Regions from separate parts of the Mus musculus genome. Here regions 2 and 3 are each linked to region 1. The links are chromatin loops, found by intact Hi-C in ENCODE. Cell type or tissue: left cerebral cortex. All regions are shown on one strand.

What was found. Peaks named below come from ENCODE experiments on the same cell type or tissue, not always from the same donor. Only the 100,000 strongest peaks of a DNase experiment are listed, where the experiment ranks them.
Region 2: it touches region 1 in a loop (2.2-fold over the local background); 2 of 42 quality-filtered maps call a loop at or near these places.
Region 3: it touches region 1 in a loop (2.8-fold over the local background); 6 of 42 quality-filtered maps call a loop at or near these places.

What each region holds. Positions count from the first base shown.
Region 1 is chr12:31,631,583-31,636,582 of GRCm38, forward strand. Bcap29 (B cell receptor associated protein 29) reads right to left here and starts at 3,076. Exons shown (of 8, transcript NM_001164090.1): 1 at 3,023-3,076; 2 at 2,681-2,798. The coding sequence starts at 2,772. In left cerebral cortex, no CTCF peak of the experiment used is centred here; DNase peaks (open chromatin) are centred at 2,837, 3,091 and 3,418; H3K4me3 peaks cover 1,482 bases; H3K27ac peaks cover 1,144 bases.
Region 2 is chr12:31,372,208-31,377,207 of GRCm38, forward strand. No RefSeq gene overlaps it. Among named protein-coding and RNA genes, the nearest start is that of Dld, 23 kb to the left of the region's middle. In left cerebral cortex, CTCF peaks have their summits at 2,552 (motif pointing right) and 4,342; DNase peaks (open chromatin) are centred at 2,570 and 4,354; H3K4me3 peaks cover 220 bases.
Region 3 is chr12:31,929,454-31,934,453 of GRCm38, forward strand. All of the region lies in intron 22 of Cog5 (component of oligomeric golgi complex 5), which reads left to right. It overlaps Hbp1 (high mobility group box transcription factor 1), which reads right to left. Exons shown (of 11, transcript NM_153198.3): 7 at 4,832-4,988; 8 at 3,904-4,048; 9 at 1,229-1,552. Among named protein-coding and RNA genes, the nearest start is that of Hbp1, 18 kb to the right of the region's middle. In left cerebral cortex, a CTCF peak has its summit at 2,579 (motif pointing left); no DNase peak of the experiment used is centred here.

The DNA.
Region 1 (5,000 bases):
CTCTGCAGCCAGCACACCTGACTTTTCCCCACGGATTTTAGGAATCAAACTGAGGTTCTCCATCTCGTATGGCAGGCAATTTACCAATCTGACCAGCCCAACAGAAAATTCTTAATCTGTCACATCTTGGATGAAAGCTATTTCTTTTTCCCTAAAACTGTCTCAGAAATGTCGGAAGTCTTTTGATCTAACAATTAGGAACACCTAATTCTCTGTTTATTAGACACAGTGCCTTGCTGGGCAGCCTCTGCTGGCATGGAACTTGCCAGAGCTGTGTCTGAAGTTGCAGTCCTCTTGCTTCAGCCTGCAAAGTGCTGCAGATAGACGCATGCGCGGCCATGTCTGGCTTCTGCAGGTTGATTTTTATGTGATGTGCTTCTCCCATCTACACTAAGTAATGTAAAAAAAAGTAATTTCTCTCTTTAACCCAAAAAGGAATCTAAAATGACTGAGATATGGCATATATGCAAAATGAAAAAAAAACAAGCTTTTACGAATAAACATTTACACATGTAAATGCTCATATAATTTACTCATTACCTAGGCCAAGGTCTGAACACAGAGGAAATGAGATGAACAGTCTAGACAGAGTGAGCGGCACAAGCCAAGCCACAGAAACGATGAGTTACAAGTGGCTGAGCCATCCGTCCTGTAACTGGAAAGGTCTCAAACGCTGCACCTTAGCATTTTAAACTCATAATACATTGGGTCAAAAGGAGGTATCAAGGTGATTAGTGTGTGACTACACTTCACAAACACAACTGACAATTGTCACTTTAAGATATGACAAATTATTAATACACTCTGAAAGGAATGATCAGTAGTAACCTCCAGCTGAAGGGGAGGAGACAGACACAGGTGAATCAGTGCTTTTTGCCTTGTTGACCAAACTCAAAGCATTTTCTATAGGCACTATTTAAATTTAACACTACAAACATTTAAAAAAAAAAAGAATATAAATGGTAATAGCTTGTTGTAGGTTCAAATGTAAATTTGTTCACCTCTTCAAGAGTCAATAAAAGAGGGAATATAAGAACCTCCCAGAAGGGCCATCTAGGAGTTTTCAGTAGACTGAATTTAAGAGCAGATAATAACTATTATTTATTGAGTTGATGTATTATTGGTTGGAACACATGCACCATCTCGTCTAATTACCACAATATCATATGAAGTCTATACCACTATTACCAGGAAAACTGACCAGAGAAGGGAAAAAATTTCTGAGTCATACAACAGGAAGTCAAATGAAAGCCGTTATTCTGAGCATGCATGAACCATCAACCACTTCACTACAGGAGAAAAGACTAGACAGACTAAATGAAGACTTTGAAAGATTATGACTGACATACACACTGTGGATAAACACATGGAGGGGCACAGATGATTCCTGTACATGTGTACCACATGTTCTTACATGACAATATTCATATGTCATGTGCACCGATTCACACTTTCATCTAACAGCTACTAGATCAGGATGGGTACAAAACTGTAAATGGCAAGAAGAAAAAGACTGCTCTATCAATCCTCCTGATGACTTCTTTTTATCAAAGCTCTAAGCCTTATTTATAAATCTGTTGTGCATAAAAAAAATGACTTCTTGAATATGTGTGAGACTGTCATAAGTAGTACCAAATATGTCTGCTTGAAATCTGAGGTAGAAAGAACAGGGACAGCATTGTGTGACTGTAAGCTAAGGATCTCATCTGGAGTCTGACACTGACCAGTTAGGTGACTTAGGTTATGGAACAGAGCCTTTCTGGCCTTAAGCATGTGATCTATAGAACCCATGGTTGGTGGGAAGAACTTGGTACATCCCTTCCTACAGTATGAGTTACTGCTTCTTGTGAGGGAAGGAAAGGGCATGGTGTGGAGACCAGGACAGAGAAGAGCTGCAAACCAAGCAGATGAGGAGTTTCAAGTTTTTGAAAGACTGCGTGGACCCTGAGCCAGTCCATTTTATTGTCCCAAGTAAACAGTTTTGCACCCATCCTTTTATTTCTCTGCTCAAATGCAGGGCAGTTTAGGGGAAGGGGAGGGAGAGAGGAAGAGGGGGAAGAGGAAGGAGAGAAATGAAGAGGCGGTGGGGGGTGGGGGAAGAGGATGAAGGGGGAGGAAGGAGAGAGGAGAGAGAGAATATAGATATATAGACAGGAAAGATGTCCAAGGCATAACCATGGCTTTATTATACCTGTAATCAAGACACCCACCCCCCAAAAAAACCTAGGTTCTTTTAAAAAGGAGGTGAAAATCTATTTGTACACAGAATCAAGCTTTATATAAAGTAGAATTTTAATAGTTACCAGATTGCAAATTTGAGTTTCATTTTTAAAGACTACCTTTTATATAATTGGCTCCCATCTTTTATTTAATTATCCATTTGTTGTATGTATGCATGTGTATTCATCATGTGTTTATGTGCGTGCATGGGTGTTTCTGGGCGTCCCAGGGTGGAAGTGTGGCGGTCAGAAGACAACTTTGTGGAGTCGGTTCCCCTTCCACCAGGTGGTTTCTGGGTATCGAACTGAAATTCTCTCCCTTGGCTGCAAGGGCCCTTTACCTACTGAGCCACCCCGCCGGCCCTCCCAAAACTTTCTAACCTTACAAAGAGCATCGCACGCCGTAGCCTGAAGAAGCTAATCAAACATTTGGTACTGTTAAGGATCTGACGGTTTCCTACCTCTGTGGAGGAATAAAGGGCAGACAGAAGAGTAAAATGAGTCCTATTTCAGCATAAAGAAAGCTGGCAACCGCCGCCCATTGGATTGTCATCGTTTTGTTTTGTTTTTTCTTCACACCTATACAGAGAAAGATTTCAATTTTAGAGAAACATGGGTGAACGGCCAGACACGCGGCGTGGGGCCTGCCGGGAGTTCGCCTAACTCCGGGTGACGAGGCAGTGCGCCGGACGGCCCCGCAGGTTCTTCCCCGGTCCCGAGGTGGCTCGGGCCGCAGAACGCCGCGGCCCGAGCCGCCGGACGCGAGGTCAGCAGCGGGGCCGCCCGCCGCCCGTCAGGCTTACCCGCCGCCGATCGCTCCGCGTGCCCCGCCGCCCGCCTGCGCGCGCACGTCCCACGCCGCCGGGAGCGCGCCGGGCCCGGCTGAGGTCACACTGGCGCGACCGCGCCTCCCGCGGCCCTTGTTTCCTGGTGCGCGGCGTGAGGCGGCCGAGGCTCCTCCACGTGGGCTCGGTATCCCCGGAGGGCTGATCCCCGATGCGGCTGATGCCGGATGACGGGAGCCAGGGCCCGGGTCTATGGTGGGACCCAGCCAGGTGCCCTAGGGTGGTAACCTGCCTCCCTGCCCGGAGCTAAACTGAATTTAAGTCATGGCCCAGGCCTGGGGGGTCTGTGGAGCGTTTTGTGTTTTGCATGCTGTTTTCCTGGTCCTACCGTGCCCATAGGCAAGACCAGGCAACTTGTGGGAACTGCTGGGTCTACTCCTTTACCTAACCATATTCCCTTAGGTAACTAGATAGGCCCCAGAAACCTTTGAGGGTGGATGCTCTCATGCTTGGTTAACTTTGCATTCCACCTCTGGTTTCCCTGGTAACACTAGAAAGAAAAACCTAACTACTGCCTCTCCTTAGGCTTTCTGGTCAATTCCTGTAATATCCCTGCTCCAAGTAGAGACTTGGCATCCCGATAACATTACATACTACATTACATACTGTCTCCATTAAGCTGGCCAGGAGTTCACTATCCAGGAAAAAGGATTCACTTGGAGATGTGTTAAAGAGGTGGGAGGGATAATTATTCCATTAATACGACGCAGCACTTACACATCCCAAGATGGCACTCCTTGAAGGAGCTTCCTTCTGCCCTGTGGCAGTAGTAAGCTTGCTTGGTTTTCTGGGTTCTAATTCAGAAAAGCCTAACACCTGCCTCTGTTTTTCTTTAGTGGATGGCCAAAAGCCTAAGCAAGCTTTCTGCTGATAATGGGCTTTCTCATTTCTGAATACCTGCCCCCTCCCGGAAGTACTGGTAGACCTTCATTTCTGAACAAGGCAGTGTTATTGGACCCTTTATGCCTAAAGATGTAACTTTTGTCTTTTTCCTCCTCTTCTCCATCCCCTTGGCTACCTTTTTTTTTTGTTTTGTTTTGTTTGTTTTTAATTCCAAATTAATAGTATTGCCCTTTAAAAAAAGCTTTGGCATTCTTTTATTAACAAAACTAGGAATCTAAAAGGGAACTCCAAATACTTCCAGGTTTTCAACATATGTGAATATTTGCAAATCTCAGAATGTAACTTCAAAAGGTTAAAAATCCCCTGTAAGGCTGTTGTGCAGTTGCTCAGATGCTTAATTTAATCATGACTTTTGAGCAGCCCATGTTCATTTGGGTTTGTAGTGTCCTTCTGCTAAGTGTCTATTAGAAATGTCTATGCGCCGGGAATGGTGGCGCATGCCTTTAATCCCAGCACTTGGGAGGCAGAGGCAGGCAAATTTCTGAGTTCGAGGCCAGCCTGGTCTACAGAGTGAGTTCCAGGACAGCCAGGGCTATACAGAGAAACCCTGTCTCGAAAAAACAAAAAACAAAAAAACAAAACAAAAAAATGTCTGTGCTTAAATCTATGGTACGCTCTTTAGAACCTTCTTTGCGAGTGCACATGTATATGGTGGTGGAGGGCAAAGGTGGATGGCAATGTCTCCCTCACCACTTGCTCACGTTTTCTTGTTTTCTCGTTTTCTTGTTTCTTGTTTTCTTGTTTTGGAGAGTGTTTCTGAAGCTTCTGTGACTACATGAAACTCCAGCTCGAAAACAATAAACTCCAATTCTGCTTCTTACTAAGCCTCTGAAATTCCTCCCCCACCCCTGCCACTTTTCTTTTTTCTCTTGGTGGCACAGTCAAGAATTCCTGTTTCACCCAAGTAGAGGTCTCTGAAAAGAATTTGCACGTGGGGTTACATCTCAGCTCTTACTGCCGTCACTGTTAACACAAACACTGCTATAGGATACAACTATATTGGGAACATTACATGTTAAAAGAATAAGTAAGC
Region 2 (5,000 bases), 260 kb before region 1:
TGGCCCGCACAGTGACCCTGGTGCCGACACCATCAGCCCATCACTTCTGGTAATAAAGTAGGAGACTTCTGCTTTTATAAGATTAAGCTGCTATTTGAAGCTCTTGAGCCTGATAAGTGATTAATGCCAACATCATAGCCAGGGTTTCAGCTTCCAAGCACGGCCATTTTTTTTTTTTTTTTTTTTTTTTTTTTTTTGTGGAATTTGAAGCAACACAATTACACTGTTGGTCGGCTCAATCAATTGAAAGAGCCAATCTGACTACCCCCTCAGCAAAGCGGAGATAAGAGGAGCTGGGGAACTGAAGTGTGTCTCTCATGCCATTTCCTGCCAGCTTAAGAAGGATTGCCTCTTCACAGTCTTTGTCCTGGCAGAATTAAAGCTCTCCAAGTGGAAAAGGCACTTGAGGGTAAATACCTTGAAAATGTGTGTGATTTTCCCCATTCACTATGCTTCATCTGATGTTCCAGTGAAGTGGTTCTCCCTAGCCACCGAGACACTGCAAGGAAAAATGAAGTTAAATTGATCAAAACATTAGGGTCACATAAGTAAATAAATGGATGTTGAGACTGGAAGATCATTGTTATGCACAGGATTAATGGAACTAGAGATAATGTAGAAAAATGGAAGTCTCAGAAAAACTATAGGAGGCTGGAAGAGACGGCTCAGTGATTGAGAGTACTTGCTGCTCCTGCAAAGCATCCCATTTCCAGCACCAGCATGGCAGACAACGACTGTCTGTAACTCTAGTTCCAGAGGATCTGACATTCTGATCTCTGTGGACATGCCATGCGCTTGGTACCCATACATGGATGCATGCAAAATGCTCATACAAATGATGGTGGCGGTGATGATGGTGATGGTGATCATTTCTAAAGGAGAAAAGTTATTATGTTCTTGACATGACAGGGTTTAAAGAGGAACAAAGGAGCATGTTTGAAAGGTAACTAGATGTAACTGGATGTAACTGGATGTAACTAGATTAAATGGAGGCAATGTCAGAGCTATAACTACTGTAGAAACACCACTATTCTTGGGGCTATTAAGTGGGTTTTCTAATGTAGAACTTCTGAATGACCGGTCTTAATGAAAGTGGGGGTTTGGATTGCAGGTGACTGCCACGATGCCCAGACCTTTATGTGGGTGTTAAGACCCAAATTCAGTTCCTCATGCTTGCTCAGCAAGGACTTCACCAAGTGTTCCATTTCACCCAGTCCCTTTGATGTCTATGTCTCTGAAGGAATTTCCTTAGAATGTCTAACTAAATATATTCCTATTTAATTATTTTCTGTAAGTGCACTAGCCAATTATTTATTTTTTAATTTTTAAAGGTGTACTCATCATACTTTATATGAGTAGATGTCTTCCCTGCATGTGTATATATGTGCACCGTGCCTGTTAGACTCCCTGCAACTGGAGTTATGAATGGTTGTAAGCCACCCTATGGGTGCTGGGACTTAAACAAGAGCAATAAGTACTCTGAGCCTCTGAAATATCTCTCCAGCCCTGCCAATTCATTTTTTAGCTTATCTTTTTGCTTCGTTTTGTAGGTTGGTTGGTTTATTTATTTATTTAGAGATGGAGGCTTACTATGTAGCCATAGCTGGTCTGTTTACTACATAGAACAGGCTGGCCTCAGATCTGAGTAGTCTACTTGCCTCTGTCTTTCAAATGCTGGGATCACAGGTGTGAGCCAGCATGCCTTTTTTTTTTTTTTTTTTTTTTTTTTTTTTTTTTTTGTCCTTTGAGTTTGTCTTTTAAGAAGGCAATTATAACCTGCCCGGAAACAATGAAGTTCTAACCCACAGTAGTAAGTAACAGAGTAGCATGTAGTAGCCACGGTGTGTACAGTACTACACAGAATGTTGGGAAGAATTTGCAATTTTGTTGCTCTTTTTACTCTTTGGAGAGTAATTTAAAATATACTTCAAAGAGACAAACTAGCATAATGGTCCCCCTGCACCTCTTGTCCAGTGTCAACAATGACTACATTGTGGCCAGTATTTCTTCAACTTGTCACTTTTGGGTGAAATTCCAGTCATCAAACCCTTCGTCCATAAGTAGTTCAGGATACAACTACAAAGAGGAGAGTTTTGAACCAGACATTAAAAAAATGAATTTAATAAGGCATTGTGTAAATTTTAAGATTTGTTTTATAATAACATTACAATGTTCTTCAAATATACCAAGCAGTGTCTTCACAAGCCACAGAGGTGAGAGTGCCATCCAGTACTTAATGGCTGAAGAAAGCTTGGGATGTAAGAGAATCTTCTCCATTTGTGTTCTTTTAAAGAAGTGGAAAATACACAGAAACAGAAACATGAATACTTGCAGTGTGTAGCTGACTGCCATGAAAGGTGGAGAAAACCCTGTGAGGGACATCGGTAAGATGATCCACAGTAACCCCATGAAAATTTCCTAGGCTCTGTAATGCATCAAAATTCCAAAAAGAAAGTCACTTCAAGAGCCTGTGAAAGAAGACTGCCAGAAACGTCAAGGGCTCACAAACGCCCAGCGTCCTTTTTGTTTATATGGTTGTGATATAATATAACCAGCAGAGGGCAGCAGTGCAGCAGTAACAGCAGCATCTGTGTAACCCTGGCTCCGCCCAGTATCAATCCCGCCTTCATTCCTGACAGCTCACACCGGTCATCAGGCCTTTCTCCTCTGACCACTCCAAAGGTGAGTTTGGAAGCACAGAGGAGTAAAGGTGTCTCAAGGATACTGTTTCTCAAAGGATGTCTCATCCCACCCTCCAGTGGATTGTGGTTGAAAACTCAGTTAAAATGATAGGTTTTGCTGTCTCAGAAATGTTGATTACATGTTAAAATAATAACATTGTATTTAATTGGTTAAAAAAAAATCAATCTCTCTCTTGCACACATGCACACACACACACACACACATCTTGCTGTGTAGCCTTCTCATAATCCTCCTGCCTAAGCCTCCCAAACGCTGTGTAGTGATTACATGTGTGAAAACACACCCAAGACCCCGTTCCTTTTTTACTTTTTAAAAAAACACATGACTGTTAGAATATAATTTATATATGTTGCCTTTATCTGTCTGCACGTCAGTGGCTATCAATTTATCTGTATTGGACATCTCTGCTCTGAAAACTACGGATGAGGTAGGCTGACTTCTTGACAGGCTTCAAATTGGCAGTTCAGGAGACTAGGCCTAAATCTTTGTTACTACGAACTGGGCAAGTCTGGGCAAGTCCAGGCCCTGCCCCCTGGCCTGAGGCAAGGACAAAGGGTCAGCCGCAGTTTCCAGACTTCCTCAGCAACAGTTTCCAGTCCCCCACCCCCACCCCAGCAATGGGTTCTGGAATGTCTCTAGAGATAGAGCCAACGATTAAGATAGAGGTCACCTACCCCTCCCCAGAATTCCCCTAATATGCTTTAAGTCTGGACTGGAAGCTTACTGGGGCACCTCCATCATGGTAGATGGTAGACCCCAGCATGCAGATGTCTGCAGAATAAAACACTCTCTGCTTTTGCATACTATTTGAGTCTGGGGTATGATTCTTTGGTGAGTCATGGACCCTTACATGGGTAGGGCTTGATACTCAAGCGTGGCCACAGTCGTTAGTTCACAGACTTACATCACAGGAAGGAGGGGGGAGGAGAAGGAAGAGGAGGAGGAGGAGGGAGAGGAGAAGGAGGAGGAGGAGAAAGAGATGAAGACTTTAGATGCTCAAGTGGACACAGAGATAAGACATTGCACTGTTTTACTCCAAGTACATTAGAATAGATCAAATAAAAAGGAATTTAGAGCCAATCAAAATAAAGAAGCAGCTTCGGAATGACTCAGAGTCCTCAAGGAAGCCATGCTTGTGCTTGGCTCTACCCCTGCATGCTTCAGGTCTAACTAGCTAACATATATTGTTTTGCACACAAAAAAATTGGGGGGTGGGGGTGGGCGTGGAATCTCTATTAGCTGCAACAAAAAGACTTCTGACTAGTACACCTTGGCATTGATGGAGTGGCAAACAAATAGTTAAAAACAGAGGGAGCGAGGCTGGGAAACAAATAGTTAAAAACAGGAAGCGAGGCTGGGAAACAAATAGTTAAAAACAGAGGGAGCGAGGCTAGGAAAGAAATAGTTAAAAACAGAGGAAGCGAGGCTGGGAAAGAAATAGTTAAAAACAGAGGAAGCGAGGCTGGGAAACAAATAGTTAAAAACAGAGGCAGCAAGGCTGGGAAAAGGCTTAGCTGGTAAAGGGCTTGCCCGGCAGGCGTGGGGACCTCAGTTTCAATCTCCAGCATCCTTGTAAATAAACCTCACTACCGCAGCACACACCGTAATCCCAGCATAGGGAGGTAGAGGGAGCTCCCTGTCCCGCCAAAATAAGCAAAACAAACGAGTTGTAGGTTCAGCGAGAGATTCCCGTCCCTTCCTGAAGAAGACATTTGACACCAACCTCTGGCTTCCCTATACACCCCCCCACACACATGCGCCTGCATACACACATGCATAAATAAGGAAATTACTGTTCAAATGGATGAAAGCTAAGTGGCAAGGATACATTAACATGCTATTTGGTGATAAATAGATCAGCTAAGGTTTGCTCAAAGAAAGAAGCGGGCATCCTGTGGTTGTTTGATTGTCTTGGGTAGCCCTGGAATGTTCGCTCTGCCTGTTTCTCTGGCTTGGGATCAACAAGAAAGAGTATTTCCTTATCTCTTTCCCTCAAGAGGATTGCTTTTCAGAGTTTCTCTTATCTTAAAAGGATGAATTCTTGAAGTACCTAAATCAGAGTGTTGAGTGTTTGAACTATATTAACATCTATGAAATCGGAGAAGAGACTGTGCGACCATTCGACCATTCGACCACGCAAGGTAAAGGTCAGTGCTTGAGGCACTAGGGAGTAAATAAGAGAAAACTGAGCATGTTCTCAGCTTCCTGGCTCGGGATCCTTAGACTTAGGAAAGACTAGAAGAGTCGACACAGTGGGGGCAGGTGTCTGGGTTGAGGCTCACAAGCCGTTTGTGTAT
Region 3 (5,000 bases), 300 kb after region 1:
ATTAAAGATAGCATAAAATAGCTGACATATCTGCCATCTAAACCACAGGAATAGACACATAGCAGTCTCAGTCCCCCAGAGTTAGAATGTTTCAAATGGGGTGCTGATGCATTCTTGATGTTTTCTCTTAGGTTAAACATGGCGGGCAGTGTGAGGTGCGCTATGATTCAGTCTAGACTCCTTCCTCGCTTAAGTTTCAACCTCATTAATGTATATGCCAACTGGCCTAATAGCTTTCTATATGTCTACATTCTGCCCCTAAGAAAAAACTTCCTTATTCATGGAATAAAGATCTACCTCTATAGAAGAAAAAAAAACCCAAACTGGTTTTTGATTTGGAAAAAGGTCCATTTGACTCATTTCCCGTTAATGTGTTACTCATATACAAACAATACAAAAATGCAATGGAAAGTGAGAGTTATGAGTTATATGGGAGTTATCTTTGATAAATAGATCCTAAAATAGAAAAACAAAAAAGTGGAAATGAGACAGCTACTCTTAAGAAAGACCTTTCCTCCAGAATTAAAGTAAACCCAGAGAGCTATTGGCATTCCAGTGTTTACAAAGTCTTTTTAATATAATACAAGAACACAAGTACCATTTCTAGATGTCAGAGGACACATTTAATAAGCAAGTACCAGACAGGTATGAAAAGAGAAACACATGCCCCATCTGTCAGGAAGTCTCTAAGATGACCTGGGGGGGGGGGGTAAGTCATTCTTAAAATGCTTTTACATTTTAGAAGTATGTTTTCTGCTAAACTATAATATATTCCTGACCAGAGACTACTCCAATGTGAATTAAAAAAATTACAGGGTCTCACTACTTAGCCCTAGCTACCCTCAATTCCAGTTCTAAAGAAATCACCAAATACTAGGACAAGGCTATTCTGTACAAACACATCAACTCTTAAAGATGCACTTGGAATGCAAAGCTTCTTTCTAAAATGTAGGTAGTATTAGAATTACTTCTTTGAGGAGCTGGAGAAATGGCTCAGCAGTTAAAAGCACTGACTGCTCTGCTCTTCCAGAGGACCCAGGTTCATATCCTGGCACCCACATAGCAGCTCATAGTACAATCTATATATTATAAAAACTATATATGTAAAGTCAACATAAGAAAATGGGAAGAAATCAACAAACGACACTGAAGGAGTTTATTTTGCAGGCACAGTTACTGTGAACTGCCCTGACAAGTCAAGAGTTGCAGTCATTACTATTTTATTTACCTGTTATCTTTCCCTGGATACATCTGAGTATATTCAACTCTGTATTTTTTGGCAAAAAGCATGAAGGCATTCATTGGTCTTTTGCACTTATTAGGAGAAGTGGCACTCACAGTCCCTGAGCTGTGGCTTTTGACAGCTTTAGCATACAAAGAACTAGAAGAGAGCTGTGATGATCCAGGTGAACCACAGCTTTTACTGAATTCAGATCCCGAAAACTCTTGACCAGTACCAGGTCCTCCTCCACAAGACAGAGATGCACGGCGCTGACGAGCCATACTACTCAAAACATAGACCGCAGAAGAGTCCATAGGTGTGAAGTCATAGCTAGAGAATTAACAAAATTAGACTGAGGTTATAAAGTATCTAAGACAGAAATTTAAAAATCTTGCATTTGACTGAAACCTTCACTGCCCCTTACCTGATGTGTCTTTACCAGCTTCTGCCACTACACTTAGTAGGAAACCTCATATATGCAACTGAAAACATCTTTACAAAGCCAACCTCTACGCCCCACAAAAGAAGTCATAACCAGCATATCTCCTTCATAGCAGTTAACGTCTACAGACCCCATACGTGTCCTTCGCTCCTTCACTCTTCTAGATTCACTTTTTAACAAATTTGATCATCTCATTTCTTGCCTAGAAGTATAGACCTAGGAAACTAAAATGGAGTGGGCTATAGTTCAGGCCTGAAAGCTAACTGAACAACAAGAGCTAGTAGAGGAGGGCAGCCTGTTCAGCCCAGTACTCCTAGCATTTAGAAAACTCAGGCAGATGGATCTCTACATAGAGGCAAACCTGAGCACCACAGAAGGTTCAAGGCCAACCTGCCCTAAGATGAGACCTTGTCTCCAAAACTGGCTATGGAATGGGATAACTTAAACAACATAGCAATGTGAGATTTGTATAGATACAGAAAGTTGTAATATATTCAGGTCCACCTATGTATAGTTAGTATCTTAACCCACCCATATCAGTAAAGGCCACATTCTGTTATATAAGTTCAATTTGCATAAGCACCAAAGCACCAAAACAAACTAGGCATAGTCCTGCTCTTCAGCAAGCCTGGAGTTGGGGAGTCCATCTGGTCCTCTATATGAAGAAAGAGGCCAGCCAAAATATAATGCCAAGGATCCTCACCCATAAACCAGTACCTTCATAATTCCAATGGAAAAATTCAAAAGTAATCAAGCCACCACCATATTAATTATTAACTCAAAAATCAAAGCTAATATATATCATACCCTTAAACTATCTGAAGCCCTTACCAAATGAAGTTTAATATAAAATCCAGTAAAATACCAGTAGAATAGAGTAAGCTAGTTACTAAAATTTGAAAACTCTACCATCTAGTGGAGAAATCTGTCATTTCAATACAAATTAATTTGGTTTCATAAACTTAGTAACCATACCCAGAACAAGCACTGAAGCAGTGACTATATTCTCAGACAGCTTACATGCCTCGCCGTACCCGCTGTCAGCACCTTTAATCCTAGTACATGTTGGTCTTCAAACACCTTCCATGTTTAGGTATACTCTCCCCTTTTAAAGATTTAGTTTATTACTTTTAACTGTGTATTTGGCATGTCTACAAACAGATGCCTATGGAGGCCAGAGGCAATTTGGGGCTTGAGTTACAGACCGCTCTGAGCTGCCTGGTATGGGTACTTAGACCAGCACCTGGGTCCTCTGGAAGTGCTCTTCATCAGTGAGCCATCTTCCACCTGCTTCATCACTACTCTGAAACACACTCTACAATAATGTAGAGCCTGTTAATAAAGTCACATGGATTAACTCATTTAGTCTTCTTACATGAATCACTACTAAAGACACTATCTTTGTACAATGAATTTAAAAACTACAGAAAAGTAACTTTACTACACTGTACCTAAGCTTCCACAGCCAGCCTTCAGTGCAGCCAGGAGGACGAGAAGGCAGATAGTCCAGCTCTAGAGCTTATGCCCCTACCAGGCCCAAGGCTTGTCAGGCAAGCCTTGAATTTCATAGTGAGCCTGAACCATGAGCACATGATGTCATTTTAAAACTGGAATTTTGGTATATGCCAGGAAGAGAATCTTATTTGGCCAGGCTATCAATAAAAAAATCCTGTGTCATGAGAGTCTAACAAACTTCTCTGACAAAAACATTTCATACATTTGTATTATTTATTCCTGGAAGCTTAAGATATGCTGAGAGAAGACTCAAAAAAATAGGGCTTGTTATTTCTTCTGGGGTTTTCCCTTCTTTGACTGCTTCGTATCCTTTTGCCATCATAAACTGTGACATGAACATAGATGCATTTGTCTCATGAGTCCACCTAGTACAATCCAGTTTAGCAATATTGATATGGCCTGTGAACAATTCAGTTACAGAGCTATTTACATAATTTTATACTCATTTACAACAATTTATTTTATGAGCCAGCAAAATGAGTCTTTCTCAACTGCTCTCTATCATCTCTAACTGGACTGACAAGCTAACCAGCTTGCTTGGCAGAGCCCTTGCCTCCTTGTTCCCACTGCTGGAATCACAGGCAGGCCACTACAGGGGATGGGCATACTCGGATAGAAAGGGGGCCAGTGCCCAACCCCTTAAACCTTAGCTTTAGTTGGACTTCAGTTATAACTCAGCTATCACTAGGGAAGAAACTTTAACAGAAAAAAAATGCATCTTTACCTTTTAAATGTATCAAAAACACCTGAATCATCGAAATTAATGGCATCAGGGTGTCCAGGAGGTAGACATACGTCACCAATATGAATTTCACAACATGGAATGCCATGCTGTACCACAGTCAAGCTTGGATAAAATGACGACCAACCTAGAGTTAGACAACAGATGAACATGAGGAAAAAAGAACAAGTCTACTTAGGTCTGACACACCACGTCTCTCACTTTCAAATAAAACCATTGCTAGGATTAACACTTCTGTTTCAGCTATGTAAAAACCCCCACAACTAGTTTAATTCAGTATTTTATTTATAAACCTCTATCAGATACTGACCACTTTTAAACATCTGCAAAAACACTGAAGTAATAAACTATGAAATAGCCTACAAATTAATAAATTATGCTTTACACGGTATTTCTGTAGTAAAGCTCTAAAGAGCAACTCTGGCTTAATAGGTAAATACAAACAAAAATAATGACTACCAAGCCCACCACTTCTCACATTATACCTGAGAGCTTACAGTATGCTACATGAATGACATTTCTCATGCACATGGCAACATTTTTTCTGATCATGGCTAAGGTACTTAAACACTATTAAATATAACTGTAAACATCTGTTGAATTTTATTTGGTTTGAAATAAATTTTCATTATTTTTCTTAAAGCCACAAAATGTAAGAAGTTTTCTTTAAAGTTTTTATCAACTCGGAGCTAAAGATGGCTCAGCAGTTAAGAGCACTGGCTGACCCTGTCTCGAAAAACAAAAACAAAACAAAAAAGCACTGGCTGGTCTTCTAGAAATCTGGGGTTCACTTGGCAACTCACAACCAGTTGTTAACTGAAGTACCAAAGTATCGGATATCCATGCAGGTGAAACACGCACAAATATGAAAATAATAGTAAAGTTGGTATAAATTCAATTGAAGCCCTACCTTTATTTTTAACATAGAAAGGGTGGTCCAGCTTGCACTCTACAGTGAGCAAGCCATCTTCTACTGTACCAGGATCAAATGTCAACTTCAGTACAGACTCACCGAATGACACACTCTCTTCATGGGATAACAACTTTAGACCATCAGACCCATAGCCCTGAAAGCATAT